Regions from separate parts of the Homo sapiens genome. Here region 1 is linked to region 2. Evidence: read pairs that join two places in POLR2A ChIA-PET (ENCODE). Cell type or tissue: OCI-LY7. All regions are shown on one strand. Links, peaks and the distances in the headings refer to the core of each region. The heading gives the core; the rest is flanking DNA.

Region 1 (7,155 bases), core at 2,376-4,875, 82 kb before region 2:
ATTATCAAATAAATGACAGGAGAATTTCCCAGTGCCAGTATATCACATGAAAAATCCATAAACCTAGGCATATATTGTGAAATTTCAGAATATAAAGGAAAATAGAAGATTCTATAAGATTCCAGAAAAAAAGAAAAAGAGAGAGGAAATTTACAAAGGTCAGGGAAACAGAATAACCTGCAACTTATCCGTAGTAGCACTGGCTGCTAGAAAGCAATGGCACAGTGGCTTCAATATATATTAGCAGAGATGAGGGAAGGGAGGGGAATGAGCATTTTTAATCACATGTGGAAGCCCATCTAGGAATCTAAAGGATATATATGCAGCACAAAGCAGGTTGCAAAGCTTTAATATTGTAACTCAGATGTAGGAGGGGAAATAATTTCATTATTTTGAATATAACCAATCAGGCCATCCTTTTGGGTCCCCACTCACAGGAAATTGATAAAATGTCTCTTTTCATTTAAGCTAAAGCAAAGTTTGATCCAGCAAGTTTAACAATTCCCTTTCAAGCGCCTAGTTCTCATCCCCTTCTCCAGTCTGTTAATTTTATCTTTCTTTGCCCTCCTCCACCATACATACATGATAGAATAGAATCAATGCAACTGCATCATTGTTTGAATGAAACAAAAACCTAAATTTTCCAGAGAGATTTGATAAGCCTGTCGGAAAAGTGTATGAAAACTCCACACTGATAAATACTCCACGTTTACACCCAGTCCCCTTTTCAGTAGGAGATGGTATTTCTATGTCCTGACTGAGTGCTCATGCTCCAAAACAAAAAACAATACTCTTCCTAAAATCTGGTAAAACAGAGTCCAAGTGTAGCACAATAAGCAATGGTCTGATTATTTGCATAGCCGATGTGCAGAAAACCACCAGATATTTCCATCTGTCCATCTTTATCTGCAGCTAATTGATTTCACAACTTTTCCAGATGTTAAAATGCCAAGCCCCATATAAAAATGTTTGCCAATCACGGCTAAGCCTGCAAATGTATCTTTCCAAACAACGGGAAATATGGAGTCAGAGAGTCCCAGAGAGGAAAACTAAACCGCCGGAAAGCAGAAGCGGGATATTCATGCCATTGTTCCTTGAATTGGTTGAGGGACCCCTGTCTGTCAAGCACCATGATCCGCGCTCAGTACACACTCGAGATAAAGGGTCCTTGCCCTTGGGGAGCTTCAAATCCAAGCAGACTCAGACACAGAAGAGGAGCAGTGTCCCGTGTCAAGGTGCAGAAGGGTGAGCGGAGAGGAAGGCCACACTCATTAACAGAGGAAAGTTCCTCTGAGTCACTGGTTAGGCGGTGAGATGTTCCAGTGAATGAAATCATTCATATCACTATTCTATATGAAGAAACCATTTTTCAGAGTCCAAATTTAAAACCTGCACTTAACAGTGAACATTTGATGAACAAAAGGTTGAACTGAGTTTTCAGGAGCCGTCTTCATTCTGAACACCAAGTTTTCCCTTCACATGCAGCCTCTTTCCTTTCTCAAGGCTATGCTCCTGCTTCTCCCAGGACCTCTCTGTCCTTGGCTCTTTGAAATGCTCTCTTCCCCTTCCTTAAGTCCTCACGTGGGCCCTCCGACGCTTGGCTCTCACCCGGGCTCTTCTCGTTCCCTCTGTAAGTGCCTTGAGCGCTGACCGGTATTTGGGTGACTGCCAACTCCACATCTTCGCCTGACCTATCACCTTCATTCAGTTTCCTGTCTCCACACCCATCCTGGCTGTTTCTCGGCACAGTAATCTATACATAGTGATCCTCTGTCACTTGAAACTCAGCTCTTCCAAAAGTGAACTCACTCACTTTACATCCCAAACTGGCTCCTTGACCAGCAAGAAGGTCTGCAGTCCCAGCACCTCCACGTTCTGCCTTTGAATATAACCATTCGGGCCATCTTCCTGGGTCCCTGCTCACTAGGGAGTGGGAGGAAATTAACAGGTCTGCTTTCATTTACAGCTAAGTTTGATCCCTAAGTTTAACAACTCCTTTTCTGTTTCTTTGTTTCTTCAAAAGTAAAAGGGGGACAATGACAGATGGCTGCAGCACCGGTAGTAGGAACCAAAAAGATAACAGATACCAAAGCATTTCAAAAACTAGAAAGTGATATGCAAGAATAAGATATTAGTCAGTGTCTCATAGATATTATTTTTCACATGGGTCGTTGTTATCATATATGTAAGTATGATAGATATGTTTTGTCATGCAAAACAGGATAGATATATTTTTTCATGCTACCATGGAAATCAACCTCACACAGGTCAGTGCCCAGTAAAGTGTGGATAGCATTTTAATTTTTGGAATAGTAAAATGTAGATTAAAAAGAAAATTATAACCAATTTCTTAGAAACCTTCAAGAAGGATACACAGATACTGATGCAAGTATTTTGCTGTGTATCACATTTATATATGAATATAAAAACCTCGTGTATCCCGGAACTTAAATGAAATTTTAAAAAGGAAAAATGAGGAAAAGATATGAATAAACAATTCATATAAAGTGAAAAAAAAGCCTATATACACATATCAAAATTACTCTCCTCTTTTTTCTGCCTGCAGCTATAGGGTAAAGTTATAAAATAAAATTATAAAATCCTACCATGATTTTATAAATTGTGAATCAAAATTGCCCCAGGACATATACTTGTACAACTTGAGGTGAGATCCATGAAACTCCCCACTCACTGGGGCAGGCCCCTGAGTGATAGGTGTCATCTCCCTGTCATCTCCAGCTACACAAACACCAAGTGAGAGGACCCTTGTCCTCTTTACTTTCACGTATGCATGCTCTGATTAGCTCATCCATTCTTCTGCCTGTTGACTCCTGCCATCACCACACCCACCACATACTTTAGAAAGCACAGGATAATTGAGCCCTTATCACAAACCAGATGTTTTGGGTCAGGGGTGGGAACCATATTTGGCTCTGGGGCAAAGTAGCAAGAAGTTGCAAAAACTCTTACTATTTTCATTCTTTTTCAGAAATGTAAGAGGCTATAGAAAGTGTGTCTACCTCTCTCTGGGTCAGGATTTTCTCTTTTTTCACTCTGCTCCTATTTCTAGGGGTTTGTCTTTCATCAGTCCTGCCTCTTTGCATGTTTTTGCATATCCCTAATCTCTTTAACTTTTGGGGTTAACGGGTATACTGCAGAACTCTCAACCGGGAATAGTCTAGAAATGGAAAAGATTTTGACTTTTTGCAAGGATATTTCTCATTTCCCATTTTTATTGAAAAGGCCTAAATGTTCTGATTTTTAAAAAAATATTATTTCTCCAGCACCTCCACGTCTCAGAATCTCCTCACCTGCAGGCTTCCTGGGGAAGCACCTGCACTCTCACCCACTGACACCCACTCACATCCTCCACCTGCACCTTAATTCACAGCAATTGGTTTTCATCTCTTGCACTTGGCTAAAACCACTTTCTCATTTCAGATCTTCACATGGCTAGACCAGGAGCCTCTTACTCTCTGCATTTCATTTCTTCTCTTTGGATCTCATTCCTGAAGTTTTCTCATGCATTACTACTCCTTTGTGATTCTCCCTTCTTCTCTGATAACTTTTCAGTTGCCTTTCTTCTGTTCCTTCAGCTGAATTTCTTAAATTTTATTCTTAGCTACTTTCGCTTCTCATTTTACAATTTATCTTTGCACTAACTCATCCATTAACTCAAATTCAACTAAAACCAGCTCTGTGGATATGCCAGACTCCTAAGTTCCATCGCTAACCTTGACCAAGCTCTTGAGCTTTAAGAACAGTTGTCAGAGAGCACCATGGATTTCTTACTATCTCAGGTTCTCACTGATTACAAGGAAATACTCCCCTGCGTTGTGTGGGTTCCTGTTGGCATTTGCTCCTCAAGACTTAACTTTGGCTACTTGACATCGTAATCTAAGTGTTGGGATAAGATGTTTTGACCTTATCTTCTTATCCTTAAAGGATTTTGCAAGCATGTGTTTCAAGAACTGAACTATGTGACCGCAACTCTGTTAAATCCTGCTGTGAACTGAATGTTTCTGCCAATTCCGCCAAATTCATGTGCTGGAATCCTAACCCCCAATGTGATGGTATTAGGAGGTAGGGCCGTTGCGGGTGGTTAGGTCATGAGGGATCTGGGATTAGTACCTTTATAAAAAGACACTAGAGAGCTTGCTTTATCTTTCTCTTTCTCTGCTCTTCACCATGAGAGGATGCGATGAGAAGAGGGCCCTCACCAGACACAGGATCTGCCAGCACCTTGATCTTAAACTTCCAGACTCCGGGACTGGGAGAAATAGATGTTTGTTATTTAAGCCATGCAGCCTATGGCAATTTGTTATGGCAGCCTGAACTGACTAGGACAGGTCCTTATCTCTGAATGGGAACAGAGAACAAGATAAACTCTAAGGACAGGCCCTTGTCAGTTTGTAAAAATAGACAAGCCAAAAAGCATTATTTTTATTTTGCAGACAGAGGTTACAAGCCTTGTTTAAATTATTTTAAATACCATTGGTTTAATTTCAGTCCTTTAGAAATGCACAGTCCAGAAATGAAAGTGAGAACTGTGTGACTGTAAAACTGTAAAAATTGTTTTCATGCATGGCTTATGAGCACAATCAGAGTCCAAATGGCTACACTTTAATATATACTTTATATTAGCTATTAAGGAATATTGTTCTACAATGGTTAAGTATATCTAAAAGACTGCAGAATAGTCGTTAATAATTTCAACAAATTAATATTTAGGAAGTGTTCATTATGTGCTGTGATAAGGCACTGTGATAAGTGTTTCACATGCTTATTTGATCCTCAAAAAAACTCGATAACGTGGTAGATTATTAACCTGTTTTATGCATGAAAAAGTAAAGCTAGAAAAGGTAAGTAATCTACCTGCGGTCACGGAAAACACTATAATTCATGTTGACCAGACCAATATAAAATATTTAGAAAATATATTCCACGTTTTACTTAATATTATAGTGTTTGATTCACCAAATCATATAATTGTGCATATCCTTATGGAAGAGGAAAGAAAGGAGAAAAAGGATCTATTAAATCTCATTTCTAAAAAACTAGCCAATAGAAAATGTTCTGTCTATCCATGATAAGGATAATTTAAAATTATTACATTGTAATTTTCTATTTAGTTTTAGTAGCCTGGGAAAAAAAGTCTTAAAATGATTGATTTTTTTAACTTATATAATTTTAATTTGGTGCAAGAAATATGGATTATTAGGTACTCAAGAGTCAACATTCACTGAACTACATGTCAAATAATCCCATGGCCGTATAAATTATAAATAAAAGATACCTAAATATGATTAAGTATATAGGTTTTTAAAAGTGAGACTTTTTAGCTTATTTTTTAATTGTTAAAAAACATTATACATATAAAAGATGGCATAAGATATTTATGCATAACTGAAGAATCATTCAATCAAAAATATGTATTAGAAGCTTATTATAGGGGATTCCACATTTAGCACTGAAAATGTAAAGATCCTGGATGTTGTCATTCCTAACCTTGGAAGAAAAAGGTATTCAAACTGACAATCAATGACTTTTATTAGATCCATCAGAGAAATTAGGCTGCAGGGCAAATGTTACCCTGGATTAGAGGTGAATTCAGAGTCACAGTCCAGATCTGCTAACCTTGACCAGAAGTAACCAGAGCCGTAAACTGTAAGAACACTTAAATGGTCATTTTTGATGAATCGCTGAGGCTGAACATGGACTCCCATGAAAGTGGAAAACTCCTGGGAACTTCAGTCTTTTGGGGCCCCTACGCTTCTGTGGATTTTACCAACAGGCACTCTACCAGGTTCTCATGGCAAAGATCTGAGACAAACCTCCTAGTGGCTCTGACTAGGGGACAGGAAGAGTAATGATCATGAAATACACCCAGAACCTTTTCCATTTAAAAAGCATACTCTCCACGGAAAAACATTTTGGCAGAGTTCAACAAAAGCAGGGGGAAGAGCATTCCTCCCATCCCAAACCTCTCTAACCTTCTCTTCTCACCTAAAGGAAAAAGGATTTAATCAACATGGGTCAGGGCTTCAAAGAAATAAAATTGGGAATGGCACAGCCAGAAAGAGGATGGAGAGGGGAAAACCAAAAGCTGTACCACTAGAGAAACACCTGTGAAGATCACAGCCCCAAGACACAGGCCCACCAAACCACTGATATTTAATTAGAAGCTACTCACTTTACAAAGTTGAAGCAAAACACCCACTAACCTAGCATTCTAGATCCAGCAAAATTATCCTTGAAACATGAGAAATAAAGACTTTTTCAAACAAAAATCTGAAGGAATTCATGACCTGCAGATCTGTCTTGCAAGCAATGCCCAATAAAAGAAGTTATTTGGGCAGAAGAAAATTGAAACAGAACAGAAACTTAGATCTGCCTAAATAAATGAATACTGAAGGAATAAGTGAAGATGAAGTAAAATATCTTATTTTTTAAATATCAATTGATCTAAAAGTATGACTTTAATCATAACAATGTATTGCATGGTTATAGCATATGGATAACTAAAATGAATGACAGCAATGTCATGAGGGATCAGAGGGGAAAATTGGGAACTTTGTTCTAAGATACCTACACTACACACGAAGCAGTATAGTGTTATTTAAAGGTGGACTTAGATTAGTTTTGAAATGTATATTGTAAGTCTAATGCAACCACTGAAAAAAAAATTAAAGTATAATTGAAGTGCTAAGAGGAGATAAAATAGAATCCTATATAAAATGCTCAGTCAAAACCAGAGAAAGCAGGAAAATAGGTGAAAAAAAGAAACAAAGAAGAAGGGCAACAAATAGAAAACAATAACCAATATGTTAAATATTAACCCAACTATATCAGTACTCACTTTAAATGCAATGCTGGTCTAAACATACCAGTATTCTCACAATGGATATTAAAATAAGTCCCAACTGTAAGTTGTCTACAAGAAAGCCCTTTTAAGTATAAAGATTAGGATAGGTTAAAAGAGAAGGGATGGAGAAAGATAAATGAAGCAAACAGTAATTAAAAGAAAACTTGAGTGGCTATGTTAATTTCAAACAGAGAAGACTTCAGAAAAAAGATTATCAAGGATAAAGAGAAGCAATTACATAATTATGAAAGGGTATATTCCCCAAGAAGACATGATAAAAATATTTTGTA
Region 2 (7,155 bases), core at 1,942-4,441:
GACAAATGTGCACCACTCCACCCGTCCCCAATTTAACTGCTCCAAAGAAAAATAAAGCACAAGAAAGATAGAGACACTGTCTACATAGATTGGATAGGGGATGTTCCTCTGAAGAGATCAAGAAGGAAAGGAATAAATAATCCTGAGAAAGGACATTCCTGGCAGAGGAAGAGCAACTGCAAAGGCCCTGTGTTAGGAACACGTTGGGGCTGTTTTAGGAAGAGTAAAGTTGGTAACTGAAGTGTAGTGACTGGGAAAGTAAGAATGAGGCTGGAAAAGGTCAAATTATGTCCAATAGACATATACTATGAGTCACATATACAATTTTAAACTTTCTAGTAGCCACATTTTAAAAAGTAAAAAGAAATCAGTGACATTAATTTTAATAACACATTTTATTTAACCCAATATATCCAAAATGGTTGTCATATGAATATGTAGCCAATATAAGAAATACTAATGAGGTAGTTTACTTTTTTTCTGTACTAAATCTTTCAAATTTGCAATGTATCTTACACTTATAGCACACCTCAGTTTGACCACTTGCAAAGCGCTCGACAGTCAAATGTAGCTATGGTTACATTTTTTAAAAAAAATTTTTGTCCTAGGTGCAGTTGAATATTTCAGTTCTTTTGTAGTTTAAGTCAATTTTATTACACTGTTAAAACAAACTAAACATGGCCTCCGTACTTCTATGTTTGAGTCCTTGTGGACAAACTGCAACCTAACTTAATAGATAGACAAGATTGAAACTCTAACTTATCAGTATGCTCCTCTAACAATTGCTGAGTCTTGGCCAATCCCAGCAGCCGTACTTCAACCACTCATACACTGCTGAGTGTTCAAACTGTGATCAAATAAGGCAAATCCTAAGCTGTAACCAATCCAGCTGTTTCTGTACCTCACCTCCAATTTCTGTTCGTCACTTCCGTTTTTCTTGTCTGTAAATTTGTTCTGACCACGAGGCATCCCTGGAGTCTCTCTGAATCTGCTGTGATTCTGGGGGCTGCCCGATTCACAAATCAATCATTGCTCAATTAAACTCCTTTAAATGTAATTTGGCTGAAGTTTTTCTTTTAACAACACATACTTTGGAAGTGACTCTTAGTGGTGATCACCAAATGATTTCAATTGAATTTTAGTGAAGAATAAATGAGCAAGAGACCAAGCAGCTCAAAGGAGGCTCCAGCTGGGCACGGTGGCTCACTCCTGTAATCCCAGCACTTTGGGAGGCTGAGGCAGGCAGATCACGAAGTCAGGAGTTTGAGACCAGCCTGGCCAACATAGTGAAACCCCATCTCTACTAAAAATACAAAAAATTAGCTGGGCATGGTGGCAGGCGCCTGTCATTCCAACTACTTGGGAGGCTGAGGCAGAAGAATCACTTGAACCGGGGAGGCAGAGGCTGCAGTGAGCCGAGGTTGCGCCACTGCACTCCAGCCCGGGCAACAGTGTGAGACTCCTTCTCAAAAAAAAAAAAAAAAAAAGGAGGGGAGGCTCCAAGTTCACTTGCAGTCAGCAAGTTGGGTTTTGTTTTACTTTGGGGAATAAAGTGAGTGGAGTTAAGTTAAATATGACCTTGGAAGGTCTAGATAGGAATTAATTCCACCTAGAGCTTAGTAGAGGGCATTTATGGAATGCTGAGGGGAGGGGGCCGGAGGTCAAATGTGAATGAGTGGGGTCCCCACCAACATGGACACAACACAAACACTGCTGCCCCTGCTTCAGCCAGCCCCATTCTCAGAGGCTGTGCGGTGCAGTCGTTAGGAGCTTGTGTGCCGGAACCTGATTCCTGGCTTTGACACTCAACAGCTATGTGACCTCAAGCAGCGTTCTCCAGCTTTTGTGCCTCAATTTTCTCATTTGCAATGCAAAGTAGCTGTGAGGATTAAGTGAATTAATGTCAAGTGTTCAGAACAGTGCCCGGTGTTTAATCAATGTGCAATAATGTTAGCTCTTCCTGTGGAGTATCTGTTGTCCACCACTGTAAAATCTTCTGGGGCCTACCTCTCAACCCAACCACCACTTGGTGACGATCCTACTGAAGGCTTCAGTAGGCTTTACCCAGGTACACTTGCACAGCCTTCCACTTGGGCCAGAGCCCTGTACCTTTTGCTTTCAGTCTTGTGGCTCTGTAGAAGCCACAGCATGGGATACCCTCGGGAACCGGCTTGGCACTCACAGTTTCTCATGCTAGAAATACAAAGGATTTAATCCAATAGACCATCTTTGACCTAGTGGAAAAGGAGACAAAAGACAAATGTCTCCCCTTGTGCCAGTAGATAGGCAGTTCTGAAGTGGGTTTTATGAGGTTCTCAGAAGGTCCAGTGGTATTAAGCACCAATTACCTACAGATGAGGCCAACACCTTGTATAAACTTTCCTTCCTTCCTGTTTCTCTCCTGCTATCCTGTACTTCTGCTTTCTGGGATCACATTCCCAAATAAACTACATGGAATCCAGCCTTCATCTCAGGCTCTGCTTTCAGAGGAACCCAAGATAAGACACTGTTTTTTTTTTTTATTTTCTTTGCTGTGTCTTTGAGAAATGCCTGCGCAGTTATTCATATAATATATCCATTACAGTATGGTCTTGTCCCTTTACTTGTCCTTATCTATGGTATCTCCAATTTCATTCCTTTTATTGGTTCCTTCCCTGGTAGTCTACAAACATCTGCAAACTCTCTGTGTCCTACAGAGACCTTCTCCATGAAGTCACAGCCCAGTTTCTTGAAAGAGGAGCCTGCACTCACTGCCTTCAGTGCTCATTCACTCCATCACCCACTGTGGTCTGGCATCCTTTGCCTCTGAAGCCATTCTTGTGATTGACCTGTTAAGTTACAATTCCAGTTACCTTAGAAGAAGTAAAGTAGAACTGCCAAGCTGTGGCAGGCAAGTTATTCAATATTGTGGAATGTATTCTGCAGAGAGCTTTGTGAATGACAGTAATAAATATGGTAACATTAATTAACATGTAATGAGCACTTATAATAGTCTAGGAATGATACTAAGTGCTTTACATGCATTCTTATTTAATCTTCAAAACAAGCCCATGAAGCATGAATTATTATTATTCCCACTTTGTAGTTGAGAAAATAGATTGAGAGTAAATCATCTGAAAACACACAGCTAGCTAGTGCAGAGCCAGGACTTAAATCTGGGTCTGTCTCCTGAGATGCTAAGCGCTTACTGAGCTCACTAAAACCCTCTTTAACTCTGACTCTATGTGCTTGACCCCAGCACTAACACTGTAGACCCCCACCGTGAGATACAGATTTTCTTTCATTAAAAACAGAAGTTAAAAGAATCGTATCATGTAGTGACAGAAAGTAAATTAGAGGTTGCCTAGGGCTTAAGGAGTGAGGGGAAAATGGAAAGTGACTGCTAATGGGTATAGGGTTTCATTTTGGGGTTATGAAAGTATTCCAAAATTGATTATGGTGTTAGTTGCACACCTGTAACTGTATGTATATGCTAAACACCACTGAACTGTACACTTCAAACAGATGAATTGCATAGTATGTGAATTACACCTCAATAAAGCTGTTACTAAAAGCGGGAGGAGATCCTATTAGAGGTATTTAGCTTATCTGACAACCAAATACAACACATATGCAGTGCAGGAAGCAGTGGATAACACCCTGCTATTTATCAAATTCACAGTCAGCTATTGTTCAAAAAGTGATGCTTGATTTTCACTTGCATGTACTTGTGGGATGCAGGATTTGGGGTTCCAAGAGGTGTTCCCTTTCAGACCATTGCCTATCAGGCACAGGGTCACTGAAAGCCATTAGCTAGAAAGCATGCAAGCAACTGCAGGTGCAACCAGACTCTTCTGATTTTTTTTTAAAAAAGGGAAGAAAGATCATGAACACCCTGAAAGTAGCACCAGATCATTTGAATGCCTACCAGTGACATTGATGGCATTAATTAGGGGACCACATCCAGATGTCTTAGGCTATTTTGATGACCACACTACCTCCCGACATAAGCTTATTGTCCTAAATTATTATTATTATTAATTTTTAAAAAAGGAGTTGAAGTGCTGTTTTGTTTCACCACCAGAATGCTGTTCTTTCCCTGACAGTAGATGTTGACTGTTGTGAAACCACATGTTGGGGAAGATGGCTTTGAGGTTTGAAAAATTTGGATTCAAAATGAACCTTGGTTCACTAGGGGAGGGGCATCAAGAAAAGAAAGATGACCAGCTGGGCAAGACCATTAACTATATGTTTCTGCTGACCCTATTACTTCAGGAACTTGATTAATTTCTCCCTAAACATCAGACCACAGGTGAATTGCCTAATTCTCCCCACCTGTGACCTTATTAACTCGTGATTGCTCAGAGGTACCTCTCTATCCTAAACTACTTCCCTGTATAACAATTTTCCCTTTTGCCCACAAAACAAGGGCATACAACAGTGCAGAGAGGCTCATGTCAATCTTGTGTGATTGATTGGGAATTTAGCTTTTGCCCAGCCCCCTCTTCTCTTCACCTCACAGAAGAGAATCCCAGAATTATAGGGGTTTTTTTTTCTCTTCTTACCCACTCCAGGGAGAAAGCCTCTCTAAATAGGGAAAGAATGCCTTGTAAATCTACATCATAAAGGGCCAGAGAAAGGGATAGAGGGGACATTTGGGGAGGGAAAAGCCTGATATTCTAGGGGAGGAGGGAGGACAAGGGACTGCAGGGGGAGGATGGGGCAAGGTAAGCAGAAGGGACAAGGAATTGAAGGGAGGCTGTGTAGTATTACTGAGCCTCTCCTATATTCCTGAGCTTTCACATATATGAACAAGGGGTTTGAGTTCACTGTATTTCCTTGGGTCATGAGTCTGTTATGTCTTTGCATGACACCCTGACCTGGGATGAACCACATGGCTCAGGGATATCATGGACATGTAGATTCTCCCTGGACGTGCCCACTAAGAGGACATCATAGATCTATTTTAAAATGTAGCTGGTGGTACATTTAGATGGTAAGCAGAGTGTTTTCCAATCCTGAGGATAAAGTATAAGCATGAGTTAAGCAAAGAGAACATCCAAAGAGCCATTCCAGTTTACTTAAAGGGAAGCAAATATTCTCACTGGTGTGCAAGAATCTGACTTTCTAGATCAGACCAGACTAGTAACAGCTTGCTTCCTAAAATGCTAACTAAATTGGTAAAACTTTTAGGATGGAGGTGGGATAAGTGGAAGGAGATATTTTGTTGGAGAAGAGTTTCAGATTCTTCATTACATATGAATTCTGTTACATTTTCTGTCCTTTTGTTAGATTTTCCATTAAGAAAATAGAGGAAAGAGCTCAGAACTTGGGGAGAGAGAAGGTCTGCGTACAGATCCTTCACTCACTTCCTAGCTGTGGGGCTATTCGTGGGCGAAAAAGAAAAAGATATTACCTGCCTTTCTTGTAGTATTATTTCTACGTTTAATTTATTTATTATATGTATTTACTATATATGAGTACCTATTATACATAAAAGAAAAAAGAAAAAGTAGCATCTATTGAGTATGCCTAAGTAAGGAATTTTAATTATCCTCATTTTATAGATACATAAGTTGGGTCTCAGAAAACTTATACGAGGTCAAATACCTAGGAAGTGGGAGGGCTAGGGTTCAAACCCAGTCTGTCTGCTTTCAAAGTGTCTTTCTTCTAGTGGTCAGTGTCCCTTTTATTAAGCAGTGAAGTAGTCTAGTTCTATAGTTCAGCAGATCTTCACTTGACAATTTCTTCTTTGTCTAGTGGAAGTTTGGTGTTATAATCAGGAGTACTGTCTCTTTAAACACAATTATTACAGTGTTCCATTTGCAATATATTTTCCAATAGCTGAGCTTTAACATCTTACTGAATTTTTCAAGGCTCTATACAATCTACAACTAGCTAAGACAGTTCTGATGAAAATTCAGATGGAGCTTTACCCATTTTATAGCATTTCATACCTGAAAATATACTCAGTCAACAATTGACTTTTCTTAAATTCAACTTGGATTTTCAATGGGAGTCAACTAACTGTGGAATAATCGTATATTTATACAAACTAATTTAGGAATTTCTTTGTTGCTCCTGTCCTTATTCTTTTCAGAAAGAAAAAGGAGCATCAGGAGAGAAAAATGTCCTTATTTGGTCCTTGATGACAACCTTCCTTTGTAGCCATATCTGTACACAAGTTTCACAAGTTAAGCATGAGATAAAACTGCTGATAAAAAAAAGGTTGATGATATTGTATCAGTTGCTGGGATATTATCTATCTACCAGCAGTTCAGCCTCAGTTAACAAGCAGACAAAGTTCAAGTTTCTTCCTCAGATAATTTAAATATTCCATTAAAAAGTGAAAACATTCTAATTTAAAGCCCCTGAAGATTTAAAAGAAGAAAAAGGAAGAAGGTGGAAAAACTTTAGAGGACAAGGAAGAAATGCATCAGTAATTTCTGTCAGACAACACTTTTCCAAACTAGCCTGAAAGCCAAAGATGAAATAGAAATTTCTTTATCGAACAAGAAGACAAAGGAGAGCTGACCTTTGATCAAATATCCGTTTGTAGTTTCGACACGGAAATTTGCATGAAAAAAAGGTGTGCTGGACACTGACTACTTGAATAGTTAAGTTCCAGCAATGTAAAGAAGCCAGATGTCAAACTTCTTTAAACAGCCTGTCAGATAAAAGCTGGATTTCTTCTGCTGTGCACGTGGGAGGTTTTTCAAGCTGCAGAGGGTTTTAAGGAGGACAAACAAAGTATTTTTGTCCCATGTTTCAGCACATATTATTTTCTATCTTTTCAGGCCTGGGTTTGGATCAATAATTTTTCATCTTATATGTATTAGAGATTGGGATGATGGAAAAAAGCAACATGGTAACATAAACATCAAACCATCTAATTTGCCTTCCGTAGTTGTTACAGGAGAACTGGTTACAAAGCTATCAATCCTTTTTCAGTTTCATTCTTTAAAATGTAATTAGAAGACCAATAACTGTCTTTGAAGTGTTAGCTAAGAAAGATTTGTTTATTATATAACAATCCAAGTGAATGTAAGGATGTTTATATGGGAAATCATTATAAGTACAGAAATATAATTATTTTTCCTCTCTTTTAGAGTAAGCTGATAGCTGATAATAAGCTGATATGTAAGCTGATAGCTGGTAATTAATAAACCTGTTTGT

Evidence for each region. Peaks named below come from ENCODE experiments on the same cell type or tissue, not always from the same donor. Only the 100,000 strongest peaks of a DNase experiment are listed, where the experiment ranks them.
Region 1: POLR2A ChIA-PET joins it to region 2 with 5 read pairs; 3 of 35 experiments call an interaction of 5 or more read pairs at or near these places.

The regions. Positions count from the first base shown.
Region 1 is chr3:67,013,088-67,020,242 of GRCh38, reverse strand. No RefSeq gene overlaps it. Among named protein-coding and RNA genes, the nearest start is that of KBTBD8, 18 kb to the right of the region's middle. RefSeq lists an enhancer at 1,800-1,849. In OCI-LY7, for the core only: no CTCF peak of the experiment used is centred there; DNase peaks (open chromatin) are centred at 2,992, 3,372 and 3,732; H3K4me3 peaks cover 2,484 bases; H3K27ac peaks cover 2,390 bases.
Region 2 is chr3:66,930,914-66,938,068 of GRCh38, reverse strand. The region is part of intron 1 of LOC105377144 (a long non-coding RNA gene); the gene reads left to right. Among named protein-coding and RNA genes, the nearest start is that of KBTBD8, 64 kb to the left of the region's middle. In OCI-LY7, for the core only: no CTCF peak of the experiment used is centred there; no DNase peak of the experiment used is centred there.